Linked DNA regions of Homo sapiens: region 2 is linked to region 1. Evidence: chromatin loops called from intact Hi-C (ENCODE). Cell type or tissue: PC-3. All regions are shown on one strand. Links, peaks and the distances in the headings refer to the core of each region. The heading gives the core; the rest is flanking DNA.

The links. A loop is a pair of places that touch in the nucleus more often than their neighbours do. Peaks named below come from ENCODE experiments on the same cell type or tissue, not always from the same donor. Only the 100,000 strongest peaks of a DNase experiment are listed, where the experiment ranks them.
Region 2: a loop joins it to region 1, with 2.0 times the contacts of the local background. A loop is called at or near these places in 1 of 110 quality-filtered maps.

Annotation. Positions count from the first base shown.
Region 1 is chr14:53,016,838-53,029,164 of GRCh38, reverse strand. No RefSeq gene overlaps it. Among named protein-coding and RNA genes, the nearest start is that of FERMT2, 72 kb to the right of the region's middle. In PC-3, for the core only: no CTCF peak of the experiment used is centred there; a DNase peak (open chromatin) is centred at 6,374; H3K27ac peaks cover 635 bases.
Region 2 is chr14:52,916,575-52,928,901 of GRCh38, reverse strand. FERMT2 (FERM domain containing kindlin 2) reads left to right here. Exons shown (of 15, transcript NM_006832.3): 3 at 9,546-9,779. LOC105370500 (a long non-coding RNA gene) reads right to left here. Exons shown (of 3, transcript XR_943867.3): 3 at 1-545. Among named protein-coding and RNA genes, the nearest start is that of FERMT2, 28 kb to the left of the region's middle. RefSeq lists a silencer at 2,797-3,091 and an enhancer at 10,174-10,283. In PC-3, for the core only: a CTCF peak has its summit at 4,690; a DNase peak (open chromatin) is centred at 6,021; H3K27ac peaks cover 1,006 bases.

The DNA.
Region 1 (12,327 bases), core at 3,328-8,327:
GGCATGAGCCACAGCGCCTGGCATCCCTTAATTCTTAATAAATTATTATACAATAGTTCAGGCTATAATGTGAAGATCAAGGAAAAACACATTTCCAGTTTCTCTCCCTGTCCAAAGTTGCTTTATCTATTAATTTAATTGTTTAGATATCTAGCAAGTGTAGAGACCAAGGGAAAGTTTCCCCTTTACCCTCTAAAGGTTCACTGAAAATGAATGACAATAAGCAGATTATTCGGAGAAAAAGGTATACATGTTTATTTAATATGCATAAGCACAGGGGAATTGCAGGAGAATGATTAATAACCCAATGAGGTCCATATGCTTATATACTCTCCTTCATGGGGGAAAAGGAGATGGGGAAAATATGGCCATTCTGAGGGGTAGTGTCTTAGTCCATTTGTGTTGCTATAAAGGAATACCCAAGGCTGAGTGATTTACAAAGAAAAGAGGTTTATTTGGCTTACAGTTCTGCAGGGTGTACAAGAAGCATGTCACTGGTACCTGCTCAGCTTCTGGTGAGGGCCTCAGGCTGCTTCCATTCACGGTGAAAGGCAAAGGAAAACCAGTGTGCAGAGATCATATGATGAGAGAGAAAGCAAGGGAGATGGGAGGGAGATGCCAGGCTCTTTTGAACGACTAGCTCTTGGGGAAACTCTCTTGAGGGCTAATAGAGCGAGAACTCACTCATTACCTCAAGGACAGCACCAAGACATTCATGAGGGATCCATCCCATGACCCAGACACCTCCCATTAAACCCTACCTCCAACATTGGGGATAAAATTTCAACATGAAGTTCAGGCACGGTGGCTCATGCCTGTAATCCCAGCACTTTGGGAGGCCAAGGCGGGCAGATCACCTGAGGTCAGGAGTTCGAGACCAGCCTGGCCAACATGGTGAAACCCTGTCCATACTAAAAATACAAAAATTAGCTGGGCATGGTGGTGTGCGCCTGTAGTCCCAGCTACTCAGGAGGCTGAGGCAAGAGAATTGCTCAAACCTGGGAGGTGGAGGTTGCAGTGAGCCAAGATCGTGCCACTGCAGTCCAGCCTGAGCAGCAAGTGAGACTCTGTCAAAAAAAAAAAATTCAACATGAAATTTGGAGGGTCAAATATCCAAACTATAGCAGGTAATAAATTATTTTTAGGGGAAATGAATGGGTCCAATGCTCAGACAATGACTATCAAATAATTATTTGGGGGAATTTAATGGAGCCAGAGAACAGAAAATAGTTTGGAAAAAAGTTCAGCTGAGCTCTAGATGTGGTGTTTAATTTTCAGCCTCTTCCTTGGTGATACGAGTTTTAATCTCTGGTTTATGAAATTTCAGGGAGGGGATCAAAGACAGTTGTGTTTCTCTTTCATGGGTCCAGTTTCTAGGTAGATAAGGGAACTTCCAAGAACAGCTACATCCTGTGCTTTGGGAGAGAGAGAGTATTGAAAGAGAAGCGGGCAGGGAGGTCAGAGAGACCTTGAGGCTTCTTCTTTAGTTCAGCATGTCAAAGTATCATATTTTAGGGATCTTTTTCTGAACCCCAACACAAGCATTCCTTGTTTGTATGTGGTTTTCATCTTACGGGTCAGTTAGTTCCATTCCAGTTTGGTTCAATTCAATCCAACAGTAATTTCCTATGTGCTTGCAATTGTCCGAGGTGATACAGAAAACTCAAGAAGCCAAGCCTCTCTCCTTCCACCTCCCTACTCCCACCTTAGGAGTTCACAGCCTGTTCTATTGGTGCAGCTCAATCAGCCTACAGAAATACGTGTCACAAAACAGGAAAAGGAGTAGGGAAGATGGCTTAAACCAGATCACTTGCTGTAACTGCAAAAACAAGGAACAAAAGTTAAGCTGGTTAATATGCATGCTCAGTAGTCAGAAGAATCCTTACAGCAATATTACTTGTACCAACTCTCATTAGCCTGAATGAAGCTCTTGTTTGACTCTAAATCCTGCCAGTACTGAGTACCCAGATTGTATTTCCCAGGGAGAAGCCTTGGTCCTTTGTGCTGTGCCAAGGAGAGTTAAAGGTAAGAAGGCCTCCATTTCCCCACAACTTCTCTCAATTCTTGATGCCAATGGATCCTGGGAGTTGTAGAACCAGTTTATGTATTAGATTGGTGCAGAAGTTATTGCGGTTTTTGCCATTACCTTCAATGGCAAAAACTGCGATTACTTTTGCACCAACCTCATACAGGCTAACAAAAGGATTTAATTACCTTCAATATTTTTATTTCTCACAAATGCAAAATATCCTCAAGTATTTAAATTCTCAACATTCCACATAGAAGCTAGAATAATTTGCAAGTAATACATGCACATATAAAGTGAGTTTAGGCTGGGCACAGTGGCTCAAACCTGTAATCCCAGCACTTTGAGAGGCCAAGGCAGGAGGATCACTTGAGTCCAAGAGTTCAAGATCAACCTGGGCAACACAGTGAGACCTAGTCTCTACAAAGAAAAAAGGCAAGAGTGGTGGTACACACAAGTAGTTCGAGCTACTCAGGAGGCTGAGGTAGGAGGATCACTTGAGCCTAGGAGATCAAGGCTATAGTGGGCTGTGATCGCACCACTGCACTCCATCCTGAGTGACATAGCAAGACTCTGTCTCTAAATAAATACATAAATAAATAAATAAATAAATAAATAAAAGGGTTTGGATGCTGGACCACCTGAATTATGAATATCTATTATATGCCAGGCACAATGGCTCATGCCATAATCCCAGCACTTTGGGAGGCCAAGGCAGGTGGATCACTTGAGCCCAGGAGTTTGAGACAAGCCTGAGCAACATGGCAAATCCCCATCTCTAAAAAAAAAAATTAAAAACTTAGCCAGGTATGGTGGCACACACCTGTAATCCCAGCTACTCGGGAGGCTGAGGTGGGAGGATCACCTGAGCCCGGAAAGTTGAGGCTGCACTGAGCAGAGGTCTTGCCACTGCACTCCAGCCTGGGCAACAGAGCAAGATCCTGTCTCAAAAAAAAAAAAAATATATATATATATATATATATGTATATATATAATATTTAAATTTTCACTTTGTTAATTTGGGCTCATCAGTTGAGAATCCAGTGATTTTGCCATCCAGTGAGCTTACATTTCCAGGTTTCTGCTGCTACACACTTTTTTAGATAGTCTTTTGTGCTTCTCCAGACTTAAAGAATTGCACAGGATAGGGTCAGAAGCAATCATTGTAACCAGGCTTTCCTCTGATTTAAAGAACATACATTAATCTTAAGGAAATGGCTAACCAACCAGCTATGGTCCTCTTAATTGCTGAATAACCCAGTACACAGACCTCCATCCTGCCACTTAAATAAGAGATATTAAGAAAAGTTTTGTCAGATCCTGTGACAGTTAATTTGATGTGTCACCTTGACTTGATCATGGAATGCCCAAATATCTGGTTAAATATGACTTCTGGGGTGTGCCTATGAGGGTATTTCCAGAAGAGATTTGCATTTGAATTGACAGACTGAGTAAAGGAAATTATTCTCCGCAATGTGAATGTGCACCATCCAATCCATTGAGGGCCTGAGTAGAGAAAACAAGGATTCACTCCCTCTGCCTGACTGCTTGAGCTGAGGCATTTATCTTCTCCTGCCCTCAGTACGCCTGGTTCCCAGGTCTTTAGATCCACAGTGGAATACACACCATTGGCTCTGTGGCTCTCAGGTCTTCAAACTATGCCACCAACCAGCTTTCATGGGTCACCAGCTTGCTTGGCAGCCTAATGTGGAAAGCAGATGAGCTACCCCAGGTTACACAAGGGTGGCTTGTGGTTCAGCTGTAACATCTGGTAATTTGACAAGTGTTTGTACCGTAAGAGTCAGTGTCAGGACCATTTATGACCTTCATAAGAGGCTTGAGGATGCTGCCTGTGAAATCAAACCACAGGGTATGTCTTGCCTTGGTATGTCACACAGGAAAGGCCCAGTACCACTCCTGTTTTCAAGACAAAGGGGAAAATTCCCTTCTAATGGCTTTACCTGAGCAAAGGACAGTCCTTGAGCTTCCCTGAAAGTTTTTCCATATCCAAGTAACTCACCAAGAGGAGAAGTAGAGTGACATTGTTTTCTTGGTGATAAATGCCGTATCTTGTCATAGATCTATTTTCCAGTCTTGGTCTACCAGCTTTTTGCAAGTACCTGTCATTCCTTGGCAGGAATTAAAATTAGTTCAGGTTTTTTTTTTTTTTTTTTTGAGACGGAGTCTTGCTCTGTCATCCAGGCTGAAGTACAGTGCCTCAATCTTGGCTCGCTGCAACCTCTGCCTCCTGGGTTCAAGCGATTCTCCTGCCTCAGCCTCCCAAGCAGCTGGGATCACAGGCATGCATCACCACGGCAGCTAATTTTTGTATTTTTAGTAGAGACAGGGTTTCACCATGTTGGCCAGGCTGGTCTCGAACTCCTGGCCTCAAGTCATCCGCCCACCTTGGCTTCCCAAAGTGCTGGGATTACAGGCATGAGCCATCGTGCCTGGCCTAGTTCAGGTTCTTTTGTGTGATCTAGATGTTGGACATAGACAGCAATCTGATTAACTAATATGCCAGGGTTTGGGAAACTGGTGTAGGAGGATGTCAGGTTTCTGCTTGGCCTATTGAGAAAACTGGAAGAGTTTATAAAAGCATAATAGAGTTTGGAAGAGAGCCCATAGCGGAGAGTCAGAGTGAAAACAGGATAGATAGAGACGCGCAATCTCCAGTCAGCCTTTAAATAAATGGCCAAAGAAAAGGAGTCTTCATTAAAAGGAAGAGGTATTTTTGTTTTTGTTTTGGAGTAAGGAGACATAATGGGGGAGAAAATCGGTGGAAGTGAAGTTTCTTAATGACCTTGGGAAAAAATTGTCTACTTCATGATGCTGTCTGCTTCCTGAGCCTGGGGATTAACCCTGGAAATCCTTACTTTAAGGTCACTTGCAGGGATGGTCTTCCAAATTGTCCTGAGAGTGCTGATCTGGGGTCTCTCAATTGTCCTAAGAGTGCTGACCTAGCTTAGCATGGCTTGCAGGAATCCATGAGGATTTTTATTTTATTTAGATAGCGGCATAAGTTGTTAGCAGTACTTCATAAGGTCCTTCCTAGCTAGGTAATGTCTTCTAAAAACCTTGATGTACATAGATCTCCTCGTCAAAAGAGATGGCAAGCATTGTCAGTTGGCAGAGGCTGGCTGTGTCATTTTTACCTGTTGATATGCTCCAAGTATACTTGTCAGTTCCTGTATATAACTAGTCATAGCATCGAATTGTTCACTTAAGTCTCCATAATGGTTCACTCAATTCAAGAATAGAAGGCTTAGAGATACCAGTAGGCATAGAACAACCAAGTATTGTTTCCAAAGGGGTAAATTCATGCCTTCTATTTCAAGTATTACAGGTTTTATGTATTTAGGGGAACGCTTCTGGCCATTTCAGTGCAGTCTCTTGATAGAATTTTCCTAAAATTTTTTGTTTCTACCTAGCCAATATTTTAATAATCCACAATATTAGCTGATTCATAAAAAGTGCTTTTACAACCTGTTACCATCTAAGATAATGCATCATACAATTTTCAAGAATGTGTTGATTTTGAGCCTCTGTTCTGTAGAATTCCCTGTGCTGCAGCCGGTACATGCTCCTTTTTGATGACTCCACATTTATTCTCACAGGCATTTGTCCTGGACTCTTCTGCTAATCAATGAACAAACAGTAAGTCATTCAGATGGGCCAGTAACTCACCACTTGTCTCCATATGAAGGTGAGGCTTCTGTTACTTGAAGACTTGATTAAGTAAGCGTGGGAGACTGTGCATGGTGGCTCACATGGGCATGTAATCCCAACAGTTTGGGAGGCCGAGGCAGCAAGAGTTCATGACCAGCCTGGGCAACATAACAAGACCCCCATCTGTATAAAAAACAAAATAATTAGCTGGGTGTGGTGGTACGTGCCTGTAGTCCTAATTATTGGGAGGCTGAGGTAGGAGGATCATTTGAGCCCAGGAGGTCAAAGTCACACCACTGCACTCCAGCCCGGGTGACAGAGCAAGACCCTATCTCTAAAAAATTTTTAAATAAAATCTTTTTTTAAAGATGTGGGGGAACTTATACTTTATCTGCTTTTTCTGGTGGACTGTGGTTCCCCCACCCCCACCAAGCACCAGCTGCCTCAGCTCCTAAAGCCCTCCCCACACCACACACAAGCTCATGCTCACTAGGGCAGTGAAAACAACCCAGTCCCTCCAATGCTTCTTTCCCCAAAGTCCTTTTTATGTCTAGCTTTTTCTGTTCCACTTGCCCTGAGGATAAGGGATGATCAGGGTATGAAATTTTAATGAGTATCCCAAAGTTTTTGCAAGCAAGTGGTTTATTTCTGCTATAAAATGAATTCCTTGGTCTGACTCAATTCATAAAGGAATGCCAAAACAAAGAATAATCTTATTCATTTATTCACCACTGTCGTGGCATCAGCACGTCTAGTCAGATGGCGTTCAGTCTATCCACTAAACATAGAAACAATAAGCAAACAGTGAGAATAGCCTAAAGCTGGAGGTAAATCTATGAAATCCACTTGGAGTGCCACAAGAGGCAATGTAGGCCTCAAGGACTTCCTGAGGAATATTGGTTTCCTACAGAAATTTGGTGAGATTTACAAGCAGTATGCTGGGAAATAATTCGGTCAGAAATTTTGTGGGTGCCAGGGCAGAACCAATTATAATTTTTTTTTTTTTTTTGGAGACGGAGTTTCGCTGTTGTTGCCCAGGCTGGAGTGCAATGGCACAATCTTGGCTCACTGCAACCTCCGCCTCCCGGTTCAAGCAATTCTCCTGCCTCAGCGTCCCAAGTAGCTGAGATTACAGGTGCCCGCCACCATTCTCAGCTAATTTTTTGCATTTTTAATAGAGATGGGGTTTTACCATGTTGGCCAGGCTGGTCTCGAACTCCTTACCTCAGGTGATCCACCCACCTCGGCCTCCCAAAGTGCGGGGATTACAGGCATGAGCCACCACACCTGGTGCCCATTTATCTTTTGGGTCCTTAACTATCCTCCATCTGCACATACATCCCATTTGATGGGAGACAAGTGCAAGCCAAAAGGCTGAAAGAATGGGGGCCATAGGAAATCCTTTTGGCCCAATGTATAATCCATCTGATCATTGTTTTGAATGCTTTTGTATCCATTTGTCTTTTCAGATCATGGAGCATCTGCCTGATAATCAATAGTATCAGCTAGAGATAAAGGCAGGTTTAGAAACTAGATATAAAAAAAAAAAGGTGGCACATTTTTGGCTGTGTATTTAGCAGCCTTGTCAGCCCTATTGTTCCCAAGAGATACAATACCAGACTCCTTAGTATGGGCTGAACAATAAGCAACAGTAATTTTAGTAGGGAGGAAAATAGCCTGTAATAGATCAACAATTATATGCCCATTGGCAATAGAAGCACCAGCAGAAGTTAAAAATTCAAGGCATTTCCAGATTATGCCAACAGTATGGCAGACTCCAAAGGCATATCTGGAGTCGGTGTAAAGAGTGGCCATTTTTTCTTTTGCCAGTGTGCAAACTTGAGTGACAGCTATCGGTTCAGCAGCTTGGGCTGATCTTACAATGAGCAAAGAGCACACCTCAAGTGTTTCATGTGGGAAAACTAGCCAGTTGTTATGTTTCCTTGGCAATTTCATCTACAAGAGCCATCACAAAACAGAAGTAAGTCTGGGTTGTCCAAAGGGGTAGCTAAGAGGTTTGCTCGTGGCTTTGAGACCATTTCTACAGTGTTAAGGCAATGATGAGAAATGGAGTGAAGCTCTTCATTAGCAGGGAGAGGTGGTAGAGTAGCTGGATTTAAAGTGTTACAGTGATGTAACGTGATGGAGGGATGGTTAACAGGGCTTTTCTGAAGTGGTCGGTCATCATGTAGAGAGGTGCTGTGTTTTATAAACTTATAAGAAAGCAGACAGACATAGTAGGGGGAACATAGAGGTAAATGGAGGATTCTAATATAAGAGTACCGCCTTTGCCAATTAGGGTGGCAGCTGCAGTAACTGCACACAGGCGTGAGGGCATACTTGCTACCATGGGGTCTAACTGACATGAGAAATATGCTACAGGACATATATGAGATCCAAAAAGTTGTCCTAGAATACCTGCAGCAATCTCATTATGTTTATGGCAATACAAGTGAAAAAGTTTGTCAAAATTAGGTAAGCCAAGGGCAGTGGGTACGAACAATGCTAATATTAAGGCTCAGAGGAGATCATCAGCATATGGCACAAGATTGGAGCCCTGGGTAAGGGCTAAAGAATCTAAGTGGGCTTTAAAGACCTGGGAAAGTATTAAGGGAGACTCACGATATCCCTGAGGTCTGTGAGTCTATGTTAATTGTCTCTCTTATATGTAAATGCAAAGAGAAATGTCTAGTCAGGGTGCAATGGAATCGAGCAGAGGTCAATTACTGTAAACCAGGCTGTGTCAGCAGGAATCAAGGTAAGAATGGTAGCTGGATTAGTGACTATGGGGTAGGGTAGAAAGGAATTACAAAGGAGTTGCTTTTGGCTCTTGGATCTTGTACAATTGGTTAGAAGTGATTCCCCCATCCCCCTTCCCACCCCCATCTGAATCAACTTTCTCTTCTTTCTTTCCCAGCAAGCTTGGGGTGCTACAGGGTAAAGAAATAAAGACACCACCACCCTGCTGTAAAAAGGAGTCGATTATATGTTTGATTCCTCACGTTGCATCTCATTAGAGAAGATTGTGGGCTACTGGTGGGAAAGGTTTGTTTCTTTCCCAGGCGATGTGTGCAGGCCCTGTGCTTAGTAGCAAGCCAGTGTCATTTGCATGTGAGGCCCAAGGACTAGTTCAGGCATCTTTTAAGACTGCATCCTCTTCAAAGGATTTTAAATTGAGATGGGTTTCCATTAAGGAAAGTAGAAAGTTTTAGGTTTGTTCTGAGGGCAGGAAAATAAAAACATCTTTCTCATTGCATTATATGCTTGCATTAAACTTGCATTAAAAATCTCTTCTGGAAAGATTTGCTGGTAAGGAGTCAGAAACCAGAAAAGCACAATGTTGAGAGGGCCTAAGAATATTGGGGTGGCCTAAGATATGGGCAGTGAAATAGGTTGCCCACAGACTCTGACAACTTAAACAGAATCAGAGGCGACAGGTAAAAATAAATCCTCTGGGTGTTACGGTAGAAGAAGTCAAACCAGTGTCAATTAAGAAATGCAGTTCCCAATCCTCTGCTTAAAGTTTAATGATGGGTTTGGGGGTGTGGTTGAGGATGAGCTGACCCCATCAATTAATAGGGTATTATCCCTCAGAAGGGGAAAATGAAACTTCTGAGGATGGTGGATCTACGGACCCCACTTTTTCTTTCTTCTTCATCTTTCTTTGAAGTGGCAGGACAGTTGTTTTTCCAGTGTCCTGGTTTTTTAAATATCTGCAGACATCTGGAGGCAAACAAGGCAGGCACTGTGGTTGGTAAGAAAAATGAGGGGATTTTGAGTTACTCTGAGACTCATAGCTTTGTTTCTGTAAATACTGGATTTAGAAGGCAGAGCTGTTGGTTTTTATTTTTTTCTTATTTTCTGCAAGCTATTTTCAAAGAATTGCATAGCTGCTTCTATAATAACACTCAGAGACTGACTCACCCAGGCAGCCACACTATTTTGAATTTCCCTCTTTATATCAGGGAGAAGATTTCCAACCAAGCCAGAAATTAAAAGATTTCTGTGTTCTGGGGCTTTCTGGTTTAATGCAGTGTGGCTTTTAAAAGTTTGTATAAAGTATTCCATAAAAACCTTAGGAGATTCTCCTTCCTTTGAGTGCATGCTTCAACCTGAGACCAATTCACCTTAGGGAGAAAGGCCTCTTTCATCACCTCCATTAGGCATGGAATATTGGCCTCTAGCTGAGCCATTTCCTGGTCACTTGCAGTAGGGTCTAGAAGTAGTTCCAGCCATTTATTTCCTGGGTGGAGGTGGGTGGGGAAGAGTTGGTTCCCGTAGAGTCCATCTGGCCTGTCTAATAACTACAGTATCATCACAGGTGGGAAGAACACATCTTAGTGGCCAGTTGAGGTCCCTGTGAGTGGGATTATGAGTGGCTACCAATCCTTCTAACTCCTCTCTAAATGTGGTAGAATCTTCTGAAAGTGGGGTCCAAAGGGCTTTGTAATATAAAAGATCTCCTGCTATACAACATCAACCTAAATGTCCATCAACAGATGAATGGATAAAGAAAATGTGTTATACACACACAAGTGGAGTACTACTCAGCCATAAAAAAGAATGGAATCCTGTCATTTACAGCCACATGGGTGGAACTGGAGATCATCATCTTAAGTGAGATAAGCCAGGCACAAAAAGACAAGTATTGCATGTTCTCACTTATATGTGGGGGCTAAAAAATTTGATCACATGAAGGTAGGATGTGAAAAGATAAATAACAGTGACTGGTAAGGGTGAGTGGGAGGAAGAGGGATGATGAAGAGAAGTGGGTTAAAGAGTACAAACACACAATTAGAAGGAAGAAATTCAAGGTTTGATAGCAGAGTAGAGTGAGTGTAGTTAACAAAAATGTATTGTACTCAGGAGATGGGAGAGACACCCTAAATACTGACTTGATCACTATGCATTATATACACATAACAAAATTTCACACTACCCCATAAATTTGTACTAATAAAAAATATTTAGGCCAAGCACGGTGGCTTATACCTGTAATCCCAGCACTTTGGGAAGCCAAGGCAGGCGGATCACCTGAGGTCAGGAGTTCAAGACCAGCCTGGCCAACATGGTGAAATCCCGTGTCTGCTAAAAATACAAAATTAGCCAGGCGTGGTGGCACGTGCCTGTAATCCCAGCTGCTCAGGAGGCTGAGGCAGGAGAATCACTTGAACCCGGGAGGTGGAGGTTGCAGTGAGCTGAGATTGCACCACTGCACTCCAGCCTGGGCAACAAGAGCGAAACTCCATCTCAAAAAATATATACACTTTTAAACATAAAATAAAGGGTCTACTGCTGTCTGGAGACAAATTCTTTGTGGTGGGGATCCAGTATAACATGCACGGCACAGTAAGGTCTGGAGTTGACGGAGTTTGCAGAACCCTGGGAAGTAGGAGGAGTCTTCCTGGAGCCTGGGCCAGATTTACTTCCTGGCTATCAGCATTTACACAGGCAAACTGTATACCCCAGGCCTGGAGATCAGGCCAGAGTGTGTTCTGTAATCTTCCCAGGAAAGGGAAGTTAAAGCAGGCAGCTGAATGTTTAAGGGATTTTCTAAAAAGTTGGAAAAGTTTTACAAGTTAAAGGATTTTGCTGAAGAGATGGGGCCATATTTTGAGGAGGGGGATTCAAGCCAGGGGCCCAGAGATCCAGAAGATCTTCTGGAGGGTCAGGGACAGGCAGTTGGGGGTAAAGGGAAGTATAAGTGGATGGAGAAGGAGGATTTGTAGTGTGTGTGGACTTTAACTTTTGTTCTAAATCTGTTCTTCCCTAAAGCTAGCTGTTACCCTCCTCTACATCCTCTTTACAATGTGATGTTCCCATAGTGCCAATAGGACAGTTGTTTTCGATGACAAAATTTTTTTCAAATAGGGAAGTTTTTCCAATTCAAAGGATCCATCGTCTGGCCATTGACAAATAGGATCTCCAAGAATGTGTTTATTCCAATAGCAACTCAAACCAATAAACCTTTTCATGGAAAGACTGTGAAATAACTTTCCAGGCTTAGAATAAATCTTTACCATGGATGCAAGAGGCATCCCTAGAGTGAGTGTAGAAGATGCACGCACATGATCCTAAAAAGTTCACACCAGAGGTGGCCTAGGAAAGCAAAGACCTTTGCCGTCACCAGCAGTGAGAACTGTGTTTGTGCAATTGCTGTCTCTGGTCTCTCACAAGATGTGGGACACCTCCAGCCACATACCCACTAATCTGTAGCACCAGGTGGGCAACCCTAGGATGGGATATTCCCAGTACTAATAAGACAAAGAAGATTGACACAGCAAAGGCCCCTTATGGACTGGAACCTCCCCTGGAAGCTGGCATGTTCAAACAAAGAGAATGCTACCTGTCATCACATGTCTCAGGCTTCCAGTCTGTAGGCCAGCCACCTGACACAAGGCAAGCCAAAACTTACTCCCCTGAGCTAGTGGGGCCCAGAGAGAATATTCTCACTGGTCACAAAGCCAAGCTTTCAGTACATAAAACAAGTAAAAGAAGAATCTCATCTTGTTTTTGCTTCAGGGACTCACAACAAAGGTTGTCTAAACAGACACCAGTCTGGTGAGAAGTGTGCACTCACCAGTCCATGAGGCCAGCTCGAACACAGGACTATAGGCCCTAGAGCTGGGTTC
Region 2 (12,327 bases), core at 2,445-7,444, 99 kb after region 1:
GTAGGAGGTGGGATTGGCTTTAGATAGACAGGAAGAGACACTTTTTCATGTTAACACAAAGACAGGAGGCCCATCTGGGTACAAATTTAAGAAGGCTTATAGATGGGTTGGCGTGAAGGTGAAAGAGTTTGAATCTGATGGCTTCTGTGTTTTCTGCAGTAGAATCCATGGTTGTCTACTGAGAAGGAGGAGGATTCTCAGAAGTGTGAGAAGTTCGAAACACCGTGGTAGACAGAAAAAAATAGTAGGTTTCCCCAAGGGTGTCTTGGGCAGTCTGCCTGGCTATGAAATGAAAGAGGGAAAAGTCCTCTAAGTTTAATAGATGAGCAACTAAGTGGTATAGGTAAATGGTATGAGCAAGTAGCCTGAAAAGCAGGAGAAAGACGTTTTCTGGTCTGCTGAGTCTGCATGGCTTGCTTACAGTAGGTCAGAACCAGCTTCTTTAGTGGCTTTGTCACTAGAACACTGGGATTGTAGTGTTCTTTACCTCCAGTCAACTCTTGATTATGGTAATAGTTATATCTCATTTGGGGCTCAAGAGGATCCTAAAACAAAAGTAAATGGTACAGAGAATTACAATATTAGCAGAGTACAAAAGTATATATTTATCAGAAATAAGTCACGTGCCCAGAAAAGTTATCTGTGCTTATAAGTCACAATGACATGTTGCCTTAGCAAAGATTATCTAATGTAAACTTTGCTTCTAGTTTATGGACGTGTGAGAATACTAAACAAATTTTGCATTTCTTTCCTGAATTAGTACTTTAAAAATATGCAACTAGAAATTTATCCTCCCTAAAAGTAATATTTTAACCTCCTCTTCATTCCAAACTCTAAGTTGCTTACTTATTTTTAAGATGTGGTTACTTAAGGTAAGAAAAAGTAAGTTATTTGATCAACTTTCTTTTTTTAAAAAAGAATTACTTCATTTTTCTCTTTAGTCTGACAACATTATGGCATTAAATAAAGTCCAAGAGGTATTGGGCTGGTCTTTGTTTGGTCTCTGGTGGTTTAGATGAGGCAGAACTGAGTCTCCAGGAATCTGAATATTATCTCAAAAAGTTAGTAGCAGCCACTGTGCAAAGTTTGAAGGCCCAAGTCAAATCTGGGGCATATCCATGGATGTGTGGTAAGGCATAGGCTCCAGCTCTCGTGCAGAAACAACAGGAGTGGGATTTGATCAACTTTCTATGCAACCTTGACCACCCAGAGTCAAGGGGTCCTCCCACCTCAGCCTCCAGGTAGCTAGGACCACAGGCACAGGCCACCATGCCTGGATTTTTTTTTTTTTTTTTTTTTTTTTTTTTTTATAGGGATGAGGTTTTGCTATGTTGCCCAGGCTGGCCTTGAACGCTTCGGCTCAAGCCACCCACCCACCTCAAACCTCCCAAAGTGTTGGGATTACAGACGTGAGCCTGGCCAATAATTGCGTCTTAGTAGCCTGTATCCAAACAGTCAAGTAGGAATTGGTAATCTTATTAGGAAAACATTAAATAGGATGTTTTCAATAATGTCTCCCTTCTCTGTGCTCATATTTTCTAAGTGTAAGCAAGCTGGAATTGCATAAAGTGGGGCATAATATTTTCTCTAGCAAAAAGCTTTGAAATATGTATTTTTTTCTTTTTTTTCTTTTTGGTGACTCATGGAGTGGGAGAGCACTGTGATACCAAAAGCTGTTTGGTAGACTAAGCAATATTTACTCAGCCTCTAATGATGAGAAACCCAAGCCTTCTGTTCCTTAGAATACACAGATGTTTATTTGTAAAGCAAGTGTACGACCACTTTCTGAATTTGAGGAGCATTCTGTTACAGTTGAGGGAGGATATTTTTGTTGATTCAGTCAATGTTGTAGCAATTTGCAATGTTAATGATAGGAGTTTGAGTGTCTGTCAGATACTGTTATGTGCACGTGATACGGTGTGATGGGATCTGTTAAATAAGGGAGGAGGGACACAGAAATAATTCTTTCCAGAATGCTGGCAAAATGTTTTGAAGAATTAAGATATTTTACTAAAATTTATTATAGAAGTTAGAATTTTGCTAGGTATAGTAAACTATAAGTAGTTCTTGTCTTAAAAGAATTACTAAACAAGCCAAATTTATAAGTAAATCATAAAATCCCTTTTCTTCCCCAGAGAAGGAAAACAAGTGATGGCTTCATAATAGTACAGCTTTTTACCCCCCACGCCCCACCCCCGAGCCTTTTTGAGAAAGCTTGTATTTGTGATGGGTTACTTCTGAAAGTTTAACATCAAAATTTAAAATATAAGATATACTGAATAAAAGTTGGCCTGTACCTGGAGGATAACTGAAAATCATGACCTTGGAGAAATGGACTCTCAGAGCAAGTTTTTGAGCGTAGTCTATGCCTTGAATGGTTTTATAATGCAGATGAATGAATCTACTCCGGTGATGTTTGCTAACTTCTGGCCAAGTGCCAGGCTGAGTGTGTGTGTGTGTGTGTGTGTGTGTGTGTGTGTGTGTGTGTGTTGCACTTGGTCATCTAATGTTTGAAATACCAAGCCTGCCATTCTGGAAATCAGAAATGTTTATTTAGAACATAGTCCAGAGTCTAGATTAGAACATGTAAGGGAGTTCCTGTATGGAAAGTTTTCCAAAGCTTTAGTTTATGCAAATTCAGGGAATATCAACAGTTATTTCATTATGGATTTTGATGCCACATGGAAAACTAAACCACTACTTTAGTGATACAGTAGTATTTTCATTTGCTTGCCATTATTCGTAAGTATTTTAAAGTCATCATAATGTGTTCATGCTTCTACTCAGTCTTTAGCTAGAGGAAAGCTTCAATGTGTGGATGTCTGAAATCTGTTCTGCACATAGTGGGTTTTTCAAGTTACAGTTGCATAGTCTGTTATGATTTAACTTGCCACTTTAGAGACAAGCTGTGCTGTAATACACTAGATAACTAAGTGCTTTCAAGAGTTACCGCATCTGTGCCGGGCGCGGTGGCTCATGCCTGTAATCCCAGCACTTTGGGAGGCCAAGGGGGTTGGATCACTTGAGGTCAGGAATTCAAGACCAGCCTGGCCAACAGAGTGAAACCCAGCCTCTACTAAAAATACAAAAATTAGCTGGACTGGGTGTGGTGGTGCCTGTCTGTAGTCCCAGCTACTCCAGAGGCTGAGGCAGGAGAATCACTTGAACCCGGGAAGTGGAGGTTGCAATGAGTTGAGATCACATCACTGCTCTCCAGCCTGGGCAACAGAGCAAGACTCCATCTCAAACGAAAAAAGAGTTGCTGCATCGAGATAAACTACCTCACACACACACCTATATACACAATTTGTGCAGTTAAGTGCTTTTTTTTTTTTTTTTTTTTGAGACAGAGTCTTGCTGTGTTGCCCAGGCTGGAGTGCAATGGCACAGTCTTGGTTCACTGCAACCTCTGCCTCCTGGGTGCAAGCCATTCTCCTGCCTCAGCCTTCCCAAGTAGCTGGGATTGCAGGTGTGCACCAACAGGCCCAGCTAATTTTTGTATTTTTAGTAGAGATGGGGTTTCACCATATTGGCCAGGCTGGTCTCAAACTCCAACTTCTGACCTCAAGTGATTTGCCCACCTTGGCCTCCCAACATACTGGGATTACAGGTGTGAGCCACCGCTCCTGGCCTTTAAGTACTTTTTGATGTGCAGTTAGTTTTTATGCTTGCCTGGGCAAATGCTTCTCAGTTGGTGTACCATCATTTTTCTCAGGATTTTCATCAGTGTATACAATTTGTTTTTGCTACTAATGAATAGAATAGGTATGTTCTTGTGATAGTCTGAGCAGAGCCAATTGTGTGACTTGATATGGAGATACTGTTAGTTTCAAAATAAGATAGGTAGTGTGATATAAAGCCAGCACCAAAGAAAGAGCTAATTTTCTGGAAGTTGGGAAAACATTGCTTTGCCTGTTTGAGGGGGCTCAGTCGGGTCTTTAGGAAGTTTTGAAGTGATACTCTGCTGAAGGGCAAATTAGTGAATGATAATTATAAATAATTATAAATGATCTGAAATACGAAATCATTTCAGCCACTTTTAAAATAATGCTGTAATAGCTTTCCCTTTTTAAAAATGAAGCTAAAAATACTCCTTGGGTCTGCCATTTCCTTTCTATCTACCAGCTATTATTCTGTGTATTTACCAGCTATTATTCTATCTATTGATCGCTATTATTCTCCTTGCTGCAGTAAAATATCCAGGAAAAGTTTTCTGTATTTCTTATTTGTACTTCCTCACCTCCCAACCATTATAACTGAAATGGTTGTCATTTCCACTCTCACATTAACTTCTTGCACACTCTCTTGCAAGAGTGAACTCTTGCATACCCCCATCACCACACTTCTTCAAAATTATCAGTAATGATTTTGAAACAAGTGACTACTGCTTAAAACCATTTCCTAGACCCACAGAGATTCTGATATATTTGGTTTGAGAGATGTCACCAAGGTGGTGGAGTATCTGCCCATAAAAAAAATACAGACAGCTGTTCACAAACCAAAATAGCCCTAGTTTAGGGTGGGGCCAGGCATCAGTATTTTTTAAAAGCTGCTCAGATGATTCTAATGCCAATCAGGCAGAAAACTACTGCTCTAGGGCCTTATCTCATACATAGTAACACCTAAACCATGCACTGTGACCTACAAGGCTCCTGCCTGGCTCTCTGATGCCACCTCCTGCTGATCTCCATTTCCTCTCCTCTAGCCACCTTGGTCTCCCTCAATGGTGCTGGAACTTTGTTTTGTTCATCATCATATCTCTAGCACTAGAACAGTGCCTTCTTGCACACAGTACATGTTCAACAGGTATTTGTTGAATTCACGAATTCAGCACGTCTGATGTTCTTATTCTGTGGTAGTGATTACTCTGCAAGTAGTGCTGACTAGGTTGGTAGTGTGTTGAGTCTTCAGGAATGCTACTGAAAAGCCCAGTATTTGAACATAAGTCACAAGCCCCCACAGTCCAGCTTACCCATCTTCTAACACTGTCTTCTACTTCGCTGTCAGAACACCTACTTTTCTGTTTTTATCTTTTGCCATGAGTGGTATTGACACTTCTGATTTTTTTCTGGTCTCCTATTTCTGCTTTTATTTTGTGTAATTTTTTTTCTATATTGTTACTCATCCACTAGTTTCTCTGGGTAAAAAAGACTAGTTTTACCAGCGTTGCCAGTCAGTAAGAGAGCTTATTTTTTTTCTGTGGGTAAACGGACCACTCATAGGATGTCCAGTATGTAATCTTTGGATCCTATCCCCTTCTCTTGGTGGGTGCAGGTTGATAGCTCCTTTGATGAGAAACTGAGGTGGAATTCATGGGGGAGGGACAGGTTTTAAAGGGAAGGATGAGTATCAGGGGAGATATATGTTTCTGAGGTCACAGTTGGAAGCCTAATTGATGGAAAATTGAGATTTTATTGTACCATTATCTAAGTGCAAGATAACACTGCTTACAACAGGGGCCTGCAAAGTTTTCTTTTCTTTTCTTTCTTTTTTCTTAAGTATGGATAGTAGGTATTTTGGGCTTTTGGGCTTTGTGGGCCGCCATGCAGTCTGTGTCTAATGTTGTGGTGCAGAAGTAGACATAGACAATGTGTGAACAGAGTAGTGTGGCTGTGTTTCATAAAACTGTTTATGGGCATTGAAATTTGAACTTTATATAAAATTATGTAAAATACTGTTCTTTGGATTCCCCCCCCAACCCCCACCAGTTAAAAATACAGTCAGGAGCCATGTAACAGTGTTTCAGTCAACTACAGCAGACTATACAACCGTGGTCCCATAAGATTAATAATACCTTAATTTTACTATACCTTTTCTATGCTTAGCTACACAAATATTTATCACTGTGTTGCAGTTGCCTACAGCATTCAGTACAGTAACATATGTACAGGTTTGTATCCTAGAATCAAGAGGCCATACCATATAACCTAGGTGTGTAGTAGGCTATACTGTCTAGGTTTGTGAATACGCTCGTTGATGTTCACACAACAGTGAACTTGCCAAACATCGCATTTCTCAGATCTTATCCCCCTTGTTAAGTGACTCATGACTGTACAAAAACTGTTCTTAGCTAGTGAGCCATAAAAAGGCAGAAGGCAGGATTTGGTCCTTGGGCCATTCATAGTTTGCTAACCTCCAGCTTCACATTTATGTAGTTTTGACTTGGAAAGTCGAGTTCTTGACCAGTAGTCCTTTTCATACCTCACATTATAAAAATTCTTTAGATTTTGTGGTTGGTGGCACATTACCTCTTTATTAGTGTCCATATGTAAATTTTGTACCCAAAAGCTCCTTATCACGTTAGTGTCTTTGCCCTCTATGTTTTAGCACCTACTCCTGGGCCACATTGTTTGAGCCTGTCTTTTATTATGTCTTTGCAGCGCCCTGCTTCTACAATAAAACAGCTGTTTTTTTTTTTTAATTTAATAAACATTCCTTTCAGGCTGTAACAGGTGCTATGGAGGCCCCCCTCTTTCACTGTAGTTCACCTGCACTCCTGGTGGGCAGATCCCCAACATGCTGACAAGCTCTTTTCCTTAGGTGCAGGGATCTCTGAGCTTGCTCTGCCTGAGTGCAGGGCAGCCAGCCCCATGCTGGCAGCCAAGAAGTGTTAAGAGTTTTTAATGTAATGGCCCCAGGAGTAACCCTTAACAAGGAAGTGGAGAGATACCTCATCTTTCTCCTCTGTGGGAGAGTTCTGAGGCATGCCCTGAAGGACTGAACTGCAGGTGCTCACAGCAGTGAGGAACCTCCAGTTGGCTTTTCTCCCCATCTCACTTTCACTGATCCCCTCAAGTGTGCTTCCTGGGATTTCCTTCCCACAAATAAGCTGCTTGCACCCAAGTTCTTAGGTCAGGGATGCCTTCTGGAGGAACCCAAGTGACATGTGCTGGTGGACTCATAGTGCTCTTACAGCTCTTTTTCTCCTTGCCTCCCCACGGGGAGTATATGATGGAGCTTCCTTAGTGGGTGACATTGACACTAGATGTGAGAAAGAAAGTATTACAGGTTGAATATTCCTTATCTGAAAGCTTGAGACCAGAGTGTTTCTGATCTTGAATTTTGAAATATTTGTATTGTACTTAACCGGTTGAGCATTCGTAATCCAAAAATCTGAAATCTGAAATGTTCTAAAGTCTAAAACTTTTTTTTTTCCCCTGTTTTCTGAGCATTTTGGATTTCAGAGTTTCACATTAGGGAGGCTCAGCCTATATATACTACCTACCGATCATTCAGTTCAGCTCAACAGTAACTCTACTTGATTACCAGCATTCTTTGCAGGTTATCTTTTTCTGCCCTTAGTTTTCTGTTCCTGGAAAGAAAAGTAATATGTGATCAGTCATCTAACCTTGGTTGTCTTCTATAAGGTAGATCAGAATTTTCTGTTTCCAAAAGTTAGTTGGCAAATTCTGTGCTAGAAAGTAGGGTGTAGGGTACTATATACAATTAAGTATCACTGTTAAGCAAGTAGTTATAAAATAGCAGTTACATGCATTCTTTTGCCAAACTTCAAATAACATGATTGGCAGGACTTTGCCAAAACCACAGATGTTGAAATTTCAAAATGGTAATACGATCACAAGTAGCTGTAGCCGTAATTCTCCCATTAAAATACTTATTGATTAAAATAGGTTTTTAATGTCTGGAGAATTGAAAGTCTTTTTCTACCTGTGGCATGTTTCTTCCATAATGAGAACTTCAGTCGTATCAAGTAAATTTCACCATTGTAGAAGGTGTTTCAGCCATATAATCAATGTGGAAATCTGATTTTTTATTTAGGGATAGACTAGTTATGTGTGTGTGTGTTTCAATTTCTAGATTAATACATACTTTTAAATGTCTTAAAGTTGATAAACTCTTTTTAAAGGTACGACTATATTAAAATGAGCTTTATCTCAGAAGCATGATAGTTTTAATTTTTATTTGCAAAAAATTATTCACTTTTTTTTTTCTTGAGGTAGGATCTCGCTCTGTCACCCAGGCTGGAGTACGGTGGTGCAATCACAGCTCACTGCAACCTTGATCTACCTCCCAGGTTCAGTCCATCTTCCCACCTCAGCCACCTGAGTAGCAGGGACTACAGGCACATGTACCATGCCCAGCTAATTTTTTGTAGAGATGGGGTTTCACCACATTGTCCAGGCTGGTCTTGAATTCCTGGGCTCAAGTGATCTGCCCGCCTCAGCCTCCCAAAGTTTTGGGATTATAGGCGTGAGCCACTGTGCCCAGCATTCACATGTTTTTCCTTCCCCTGGAAGTTGTTTTCCTTGAGACAGAGTCTCGCTCCCTTGCCCAGGCTGGAATGTAGTTTCACATCACAGCTCGCTGCAACCTTGACCTTATGGGCTCAAGTGATCCTCCTACCTCAGCATCCTGAGTAGCTGGGACTACAGGCACATGCCACCATGCCTGGCTAATTAAAAAAAAAAAAATTATAGAGATGGGACTTCACCATGTTGCCTTGCCTGGTCTCGAACTCATGGGCTCAAGCGATCCTCCAGCCTCAGCCTACCAAAGTTCTGGGATTACAGGCATGAGCCACCACGCTGGGCCTGTTCTTTTTGTGTGTGTTTTGTTTTGTTTTGTTTTTTGAAACATCACTTTCCCTTTTTTTGGCACTTAGTAAGTTTAACATACAGTTGATCCCAGCAGTCTTTACTTTGATTGCAGCTTTAAAAACCAACTTCCTATCCTAGTCATAAGTAAATAAATAACTAGTTGAAGTTGGATTTTACTGCTACAAGTTTATTGTTACGACCTGCCTTATCTGGGGGTAGCTAAATCTTGTGTAAATTACATTCTTTTCTTTATTTGGTTTCATTTAGTTGCATAAGGCTGTTAAATAGTTGAACAGATATTAATGTTTCCTGTTATACTTGTACCAAAACGTGCTCAGAGAAAAATGTTGGGCAGTGTGACTTTAGATCCATTTTCGGGGATCTATTTGGGAGAGCACATGTGGCCAGAATGTAGTTTTTTATTTTTTTATTTTTAGAGCTTTCTCTTAAGTTATAGTGTTTCTCATGGGTGTTTTCCCTGTTCCTCCTCTTCACCTAGGATATTGGTCTCTGTTCACTTTGGTTCCCCATCTTTTCACCACCCATTATTCACCTTCACACATTTCTGCAACTTCATAAACCACAGTCTGTTCAGTTTCTCATCAGAATGTTATTGTCCATTCCTATAGGACGAGTTCCAAGCCCACCAACTCCTTGTCTTTATTAATCCTTCCTATTCTAGCCCTCAGGATTCTGTTTTCTGAGAATAAGAGGGTACTTTCTCTGTCATCCATGTGTCCCATTTTGTAGTTGACTCAAACATTCTTAGTTGCCCTATATATTCTGCCTCAGCTGCCTTGTGTACTGGCTTTTCAGGACAGAGCGTGTTTTCTCAGCTGTTAATGTTTCTTTTGTACCTGTCACATAACAGTAACTTAGTAGTTAATTATTGCTGTTAAATACCCAATTATCTAGTTTTCTGCTTTTAATTTCTCAAAATCACCTTGGTGATTTTTAAGTGATTTGTTTATTGTTTGTTTTTTATAGATGTAAAAAAAGATTGGTCTGACCATGCTCTCTGGTGGGAAAAGAAGAGAACTTGGCTTCTGAAGACACATTGGACCTTAGATAAGTATGGTATTCAGGCAGATGCTAAGCTTCAGTTCACCCCTCAGCACAAACTGCTCCGCCTGCAGCTTCCCAACATGAAGTATGTGAAGGTGAAAGTGAATTTCTCTGATAGAGTCTTCAAAGCTGTTTCTGACATCTGTAAGACTTTTAGTAAGTATTACATAAATTCTTCTTAAAATACGAGTTATGTGATGTACAGATGACCGATGACTGACATAGCTTATCCCAAGGGATGGGGCATGGGCTGAACTATCTGTATATATGTATGTGTGTGAAATTTCTACTTCATTAAAGTTTTTATATTAAGATAAATGCTGGGTTAAGGTGGAACAGGAAGAACCTAGTAGAGATTCTTTCCTTACTAGAATTGTATCTGATATTTAATACTTTATTTTTATGGAGAGGTTAAAGGAACAGGCACTATTTTCAGGGGAACATACATGGCTTTGCAATGTTTCCTTCACATAAGTCACTATTTGATTTTAGTGATTCAGGCAGATTGTGTCACTTCCTCCATTGAAGGCCTGACACAGCTCCTAAGGAAATGACTATGAGTGTTGTCTTCCTTCACCAGTCTACAATTTGAACATCTCTGTAGTATTTCTATTTATGCATTCTGAAATGAGATGTGGGTTACTTTGGCTGACCCAGTTATGTCATATGACAGGAAGTATTCAACCATCTGAGAAAATGTGAACTGCTGTCACTACCACTAGTGCAGAACTCTGCTGTATTTTTTCCTATTTGAGAAATTCTTGGTTAAAGATACATTTAGTGACTTCTCATATTTTAATTCCAAATAAAGTACTGCAGTTTTTTATTCATGTTAAATTTTTAAATTATACTAGTAATTTATAAATACACTCTGTTGTAAAAGAATCAATGAATATAGACATACATAGTAAGCTCCCCCTTCCCCTAAGTAATCATTCTTGACAGTTTGGTGATTTTCTATGCATTTATTTGTCCATACATATCGGATTTTTTTTAATAAATAGGAGCATTTTATATGTATTTTTTAAACTTAGTAATGTCTTAGAGATCTTTCTATGTGTTATACATTCTTTTAAGCTGTAATTCAGAGTATAGACGTACTATTAATTTACATCCAATTACTTCTTGGCCTTTTTGGCTAAGATCAAGTATAATTTATAACCACATTTCCCTGTTAATGATCAGTTAGGTTGCTTCACTCTTAGAGCAAATGCTGCAACATTTTCAAATGTTTTAAATATTGCTGAAAACATTTGAAAATATTTTAGTTGGGCTAGCGCCAGAGTACCCAATCTTCCTTGCTGGTGTCAGCACCCACACTCACTGCTAGAGCCTGTGGGCAAATGCTGCTCCTGTACAATGCCTCAAGCACTGACCTGTGGACAGTATGGAGGTGCTGAGACTACCTACCTCTTAACCCAGAGCCCTGCCTGCTGCTTATGCCTGTAGGCTTGGAGCTTGGAGGAGTCTGAATCCTCACCCATTTCTTGTGTTTAGTTTGGGCTGTGGCTTCCCTTAAACCAATACCAACTTTTTTCTGTCTTCAAGAATCACTCATTATTTACCCTCTTACTGTAGTTTCCTGTCTCCTAGCACTGTTATGGATGTTCATCTTCCCTCCCCGCCTACAATTTTTAAATATCTTTTGCTGTCATTTCAGGGGATTCGGGATGTAGGAGGGGAGATACAGGTAGATTCACATTGCCTTTTTGATCTAATGCCCTTGAAATTTTTTTTAAAGTGAAACAGGGTTTTTATTATTATTATTAAAATAGAGAAAAATACAAAGAATACCAAATTCCCATTATCTGGAATTAATAATTGTTGATATTTTGTCATTTTGTCAAATGACAAATATGACTTGAAGTCAAAGTAATACTGGTAAAATTCTTGAGTCTCATTATCCTAACTTCCCTTTACAAAGCAACTACTATCATAAGTTCAGTGTGTATCCAGTACTGTAAAATACACAGACACACACATACACACACACACACACACACACACGTATCTCTGTGTGTATATATCCATAAACTGTATATGTTATTGCCATTACCACGTAGGTATTTTCTTACTAAGTTTTGTACGTGTGTGCAAGAATTTCTCTCGAGTATCCACCTAGAAGTAGAAGTAAAATTGCTGTTTTAAATATATACATAATTCATTTCAGAGTACTGTCAAATTGTCTCCCAGTTGGTTATACCAGTTTATATTCCAACTAGCAATGTATGAAAACCCGTTGCCACAAATCCTCACTAACACTTGATTATGGTCTGTTTTGTTGTTTTTGTTTCCAAGAGAAAAAGACAGTATTTTGTTTTAGTTTACAAAGCTAAATATGTTTTTAAATCATTATTGGACATCTAAGTTCCTTTTTTTAATTGTTTATATCATTTGTCCATTTTTGAGAAATTAATAAACTGTAGTTTTTACAGGAGTTGTAGGTTCACAGCAAAGTTGAGCAAAAGTACAGAGAATTCCCACATACCCTCTGTCCTCACACATGCACAACCTTCCCTACTCTCAAAGTCTGTACCAGAATGGTACATTTATTGTAACTGGTGAACCTACCTTGACATACCATTATCACTCAGTGACAGTAGTTTATGTTAGGGTTCACTTCTGGTGTTGTACATGCTGTGGGCTTGGAAAAATATATACTCGTGTATCTACTGTTGTGGTATTGTACAGAATAGTTTGACTG